2 separate regions of the Mus musculus genome follow, and region 1 is linked to region 2. A link is a loop called in an ENCODE intact Hi-C map of the cell type or tissue named here. Cell type or tissue: left cerebral cortex. All regions are shown on one strand. Each heading gives the region's core, and the rest is flanking DNA. Links, peaks and the distances in the headings are about the cores only.

The links. Hi-C counts contacts between places; a loop is a spot of excess contacts. Peaks named below come from ENCODE experiments on the same cell type or tissue, not always from the same donor. Only the 100,000 strongest peaks of a DNase experiment are listed, where the experiment ranks them.
Region 1: it touches region 2 in a loop (2.4-fold over the local background); 5 of 42 quality-filtered maps call a loop at or near these places.

Annotation. Positions count from the first base shown.
Region 1 is chr2:70,035,637-70,038,551 of GRCm38, forward strand. No RefSeq gene overlaps it. Among named protein-coding and RNA genes, the nearest start is that of Myo3b, 2.0 kb to the right of the region's middle. In left cerebral cortex, for the core only: a CTCF peak has its summit at 1,777 (motif pointing right); no DNase peak of the experiment used is centred there.
Region 2 is chr2:70,557,004-70,559,918 of GRCm38, forward strand. The region is part of intron 1 of Gad1os (glutamate decarboxylase 1, opposite strand); the gene reads right to left. Among named protein-coding and RNA genes, the nearest start is that of Gad1, 3.7 kb to the right of the region's middle. In left cerebral cortex, for the core only: a CTCF peak has its summit at 1,335 (motif pointing left); DNase peaks (open chromatin) are centred at 1,323 and 2,577.

The DNA.
Region 1 (2,915 bases), core at 250-2,749, 520 kb before region 2:
TTTGTCCGTACAAATCCCTGCTGCTGGGGAACCCAGTGTCTTGGCAGTTCTATGTCAGGGGCCAGGAAAAGACTGAAGCAGCAGGGCTCTTTCTGACTCAGTGCTCAGGCTCCTGGGAACAGTTGGGATTTCTGCTGTTTAAGGAATTAAATGGTTGGAATCTCACTCACCCAGTGATAATACTCCCCAAGATGGTGCTGAATGTTGTGCAAGGGAGTTTCTCCTGGTGTAGAGAAATATGGGGGCTTCAGGAAGAGAAGGAAGAGGAAGAGAGACTCGCTTTTTGAGACGCTTATTCAGGGTTGAGGATTGTGGGGTCTGGCAGCTGGCACTCCCCTTGTAAGACAATGGGTCCACTCCAAACTAAGCCTGTGGGGCAGGGTTTTCTCTGGGCTGGGGAGAGGCCTCATGTTCCATAATTTTTTTTGTAAGAATGAGGTGTGTGTGTGTGTGTGTGTGTCCGTGTCCGTGTCCTAGGGCTTTTCTGCCTCCTGCTACCCAGGAAGATTTTCCTAAGTTAATTGACATAAGTGACTGATATTGTATGCATTCAAGTGATGTTTGATGAAGGAGTGAAGCACATAGAACTAACTCTAGGAGGGGGAGAGAGAGAGAGAGAGAGAGAGAGAGAGAGAGAGAGAGAGAGAGAGAGAAGCCACCAGCCTAATTGATGTAGAACATGATGAGAGACACCAGATCACAGAAACCAGATGAAGAAAAGCAAAGCAAGAACAGTAAAGCATCCAAGAAGCCACATTGGTTGGGACAAGAGTTGGCCTGTGTCACTCACCACAGGCACATTGTCAGAAACGCACCTGGACAGCTACATCTTATCCCACTACACCCAGAAGTCATGCACACTAGTTTCACAGGAAGCTCTAAAAGTGTCTAAACTCTCAGATATGTAAGAGAGAAGGCAAGTAGACAGGCAGGAACTACTGGCAGGTGAAGAGACTAATTGAAATGATGATTGCAATGGTCCTAAGAACTCCAAACTGAATTCTGGGCCCATTTAGTATAGCGTTAAATGATCCCTGTAGCCTGAAGTCTTTTCTAGATGGGACCAGTTCTCAATATTTTTTTTTTTTGGTGACTCTGAGTTCCTAGACTAGATGTTATAGTCAGTTTGCTTTGTCGTGGAAATTGGAATATATTTGTTCAGAAAACTTTTTGCTTCATAGAAGTGAAATTAAAAAAAAAAGTTTCAATGATTAATCTTGCAAGTCCATGAAAACGCATTCACCTAACATGACTCAGGGGACAAGGTTCAGCTGGAGCACAGGTGTGTTTGGGTTTAAATCAGTCTATTCTCGATGCAAATTATATTTCCTGTTTTCAGAGGTATAATTTGGGATTTTGTACAGGTGTTTGAAAATAGCATCAATATGATTCATGCAGAAATGATTCAGAACCACAAGGACTGAGCTGTCACCTGGAATTCATGCAGGTTACTAACAAATGGCTGGATGGATGAATCTGCTACTTTTCAAATTAAAATGAGGGCTCTAGAAGTAGAATTTGAAGCCTTTGATCCAAATTCCAGGTTGCTAGCTTGCTTCTGGGTTTGTTTTGACTTACTGCTATGCTGGACTTTTTGTTGCTGTGACCGCATGCCTGGTAGAAGCAACTTGAGAAGGATTTGTAGAGCCTGACAGTCTCAGAGGTCTCTGTTCACCACAGCATAGCACTGCGGCAGAGTCAAGAGCTTGCTCACACCACGGTAGTTGTGAAGGAGGGGGACCGGCCACTGGCTGGTTCCCTCCTTTTAGTCTATCCAGGACCCGACCACCAGATGGCGCTGTCCACATCCAGGGTAAATTCATCTTAAAAAAAAAAAAACACTCAGAGACCACTCATAGACAAAAACATGGTGCTTCTCAATCTAACCAAGTTGGTGGGCAAGATTAACAGTGATGGCGATGTCCTCTGTTCCCTGGACTCTTCTCCATGCACAGTGAGCGCTAGTTTGGGCTTAGGATGAACCCGATAGAAGAGCTTTACAGAAAAGATGGGAAGAGAGGAAACACGGACCACACAGGAAACAGAGCAGCAACCAGAGGATGGGGACCAGAGGAACTTCAGGTCCTGGGAAAATGGAACAGACATAGGAAGAGGAAGTTGACTGGTTCCACTAAGGATCAAGATGGATAATATTATGGTCATGATTACTATGGCAACATGGGATATGAATAGGCTCCATAATATATAACATATATCATAACATAATATATGTTAACAAAGTGTGCTAATGAAATAATGTCAGCCATACTACTGGCTGCAAGTTCCAGCTTTCTCTATACTTCTAGAACCTGCCTCAAAGGGTCCCTAAAGGGCTAGCACTTGCTGGCTGTAGCTCTTCTCAGAGGTTAGGTAAAGCTCTGTGGTACCTACCTTAAGAATATCAGAAATAATAATAATAACAATAATAATGATGATGATGATAATAATAATAATAATAAATTAGCAAGGTCTAGAGGATTGTGCCAGTAATCCCAGTACTTGGGATTACTGAGCCAGGAGGACTGACCACAAATTCAAGGCCAGTATGGGGCACCTAGTGCCCTTGTTACAGAACAGGACCCTGTGATAAGTAAAACAACCCCCCAGTCTTTGGTTCACCCAGTGCTAGGCGGAGGCTGTCTTTTGCAGTGGATGCCTTAGAATTCCCCATTTGTTGTTCAGACACCCAGGGCTTAGTAAGGAATATGAATATCTCTGTTAGAATCACTGCCTGAGTTCTGTTTCCAAATAGACTCTTAACTCAGAAATATGATTTCAAGAAAGACCCAAGCTGAACGAAACCCAGGGATGCCCTTAGTCACGACAGACAGGGCCATGAAGATAGCTGGCTTGGATTCTGGCTTTGGACATAAATGATGAATGTTGGATATGAATTCCTGGAGGTGAGTTTGTAT
Region 2 (2,915 bases), core at 210-2,709:
TTCCTAATTTCCTGTGCTCTTTTGGATCCACTGAAAGCACTTAGTACTGCCATCTGCTCTTGGGGGTAAGGGCCATCCACCGGAATGCGGACAGCTTAGCTTTAGTCATTTTAAAATGCAAAAACATTAAAATGTGTTGACAAAGATTTTGCCATGAAATTAACATTTTCTTCAAGAAACATCAATGATGCTTAGCCTCCAGCCAAACACCCTTTCTATCTCAACCCAGGCCACATGCTCTAAATTCCATCTTGGCTCTCTTTAACCCTCTTGATGTAAAAAACTAAAGCTGTCAGCTGTAACTGTAATACTGATGGGCATAGCACACCACTCATGAGTCTGAAGGTCAGGTTTGTACCAATGTCCAAAGCAAATTCCATGGCTAAACCCAACACCAAGGGAAGGGTAGAGAGGTGAAGAACTTTGAAGTTTCCTCCCACTCTGGGGCTTGGTTCCGAGCTGTAAAGTTGAATCAAGTCCCAGTAAGAAAATAATGATTCTTATTTAATCTTTATATATGCGGGCTTCAAAAACTTCAGTTTAAATGGATCTAAAGATCCCTGGCTAACCTGGTCAAAAGAAAACAGGATTTTGGTCTTCCAACTGAACTACAGTGGATCCCCCCTTACTGTGTTAGGAAAACCTACAGTATGCTCATCATAAGCCAAGTGAGCTGTTAAATATAAGCCCTTCACAAAAAATGGACTGACAACTTCAGCAGTTAGAACAAACCCTCCCTCCCGTTAAGGTTCCCTCTCCCCCTGAGCACTGGTCAATGCCTGGGAAGGAGCCACGCCTGACCCCGCAAGTTTAAATAACCAGATTCTCCATGACTAAGTTACAACACTTCAGAACCTTCGCGTAAATAGTCCCAGACACAATGAGTCTGGAAATAGGAATTATGCCTAGTATTTTAATCAGAAAAAGAAATGAACTATTACTTTAGTCTCCTGTCTTGCACTCTTTCACCAACTCGGGTTCCAATAAAAATCCTCTTTCCCATCGGTATTCAGGTCTGTACTATCTGCTTTACAGTGAGGCTGTTTCTAGCTTACAATCAAAGGATTCCTTAAGTTCAGCTTTAGGATACAGTGGTGAGGAAAAGAAGCGGATGCCACGCTGCCTGTCCTCTTTCATCAAAGGGACACACTACTCTAGGTGTTTTAGGTCACATCTGGGGCATTTCTCAGCGTTTAAAGAGATTCTGCTTTGTTTTTAAAAAAAAAAAAAATGGCAGGGGATGCATGGGAAATGGAGACAGCTTGCCAGGCTCCCTTGAAGACCAGCTGTTTGGGGCTGTTGTTCTCAGGAATTGTAATCTATCGCCCCCTGCTGGTCACTGTGTGCCTGCTTGGGGTGACGAGAACTGGGCGTTTCTAGATTTACACAAATAATACAAATTCCCCAGTACTGCTTGTTTGCTCGATTTATGTTCGATTTCAGCTTCGGACTATCAAAAAGAAACGGCCATATGACATTTTTTGAAGAAAACAGGTCTGCACGAGAAATTACTGCAATTTCCAGAATCCTCTCTAGAGCTCTGTTCCCCCCCCCCCGCGCCCCCCCCCCGCACCCTTTTAACCCTTTCCAGCCTGCTCTCTATTAGGATAGGGTGTGTATTAGGGCCCTCCAAAGAAAACCAGAAAAACTCGGAGTATGGACACACAGCGAAAGTACCTGCAGTCTGACTTAAAACGCTTCTCTACTCCTCCTCCTCCTGAAAGAACCATTTAAAGGCGAGCACTGCCATCTTTCCTTTTCCTTTCTTAGTCTTTCTTTAAAAAATCATAATGTAAATACTTTAGATAAAACCTTTATGACCCAGCTAAAATGAACTAGAATTCACGGTTCTAAATTACTATTCCTGGAAGCTAATAAGGCGAAGTGCGTCAAAAATCAGTTGACATTTCTTATCTACTCACCTTGACCGAAAAATATTTTAAGCAAAAAGGGGGAAGTCCCGGAAGCCGGTTGGGGCGCCTCTTCCACGCCTAACGCTCCTCCCACCAGATTTTTTTTTCTTTTTCAAAAAACCCAGGGCCCCCCCGAACACGTTCTAAGTATTTTGAAATGTCCCAGGAAAAGGGCACAGTGGACGTAGTATGTTTGTCCCTCTTTGTTACTGTTGACCTAGGGAACTTTGTCCTTGGTAGACAGAATAAGAGAGCAAGCGGCGGGCCACCCCCAACGCCCCGGAGGAGGGAGAAAGAACACAGCCGTGGGTATTTCTCCGCCCATTTGTGCCTTAGAGCTTTGTTTTCCCATGTCTTCAAAGCGTTAATTCTTAAATCAAAATACAAACGAAACAGCTGGCCGGACACCACACCTTTCCGGGCCACCCCTCACCACCGGTTCGAGTCCCTGGAGAGGATGTCTTTTTGCCACCCCCATTCTCCTAAGCATCCCCTTTCTGGGAGTATAAAGATTAAAAAGAATGAAAACCCCAAATAAAAAATAGGTTCCAAATACTGTTTCTGAAGAGCCAAATATCCAAATGCCAAGGACAGTTGTCGTCCGTCCAAATTCTTAGGAGGGGAAGAAAGGAGTGGGCGAGACGCTTCACCCTACAATCCCCATCAGGCAAAAATAAACAGTTCTTATTGCAAAGAGAAAAGAAGGTGGGGCCCAGCCTGGGGCGAGGCAGGAGGTTGGCCCCGCACCTGCAGTGAACACCCTGGAAAGCCCCTAACGACAGGCGCTGTCCTCGGTGCTGAAGTCTTCTCTTTGACGCAAAACTCGATGTACCGGAACTGAGTAGATTTCTAGGCCCTCGGTTTTCAATATCCCGCTGAGCCCAAGAGTCTTGAGTTGGAATAGCAGATAATCAGAGATTAATCCAGTCATGAGTCCCTCAGTCTACCTTTCTTCTGGCTCACCGGAATGTCATCTTCATGAATGCAAAGATAATATAAATC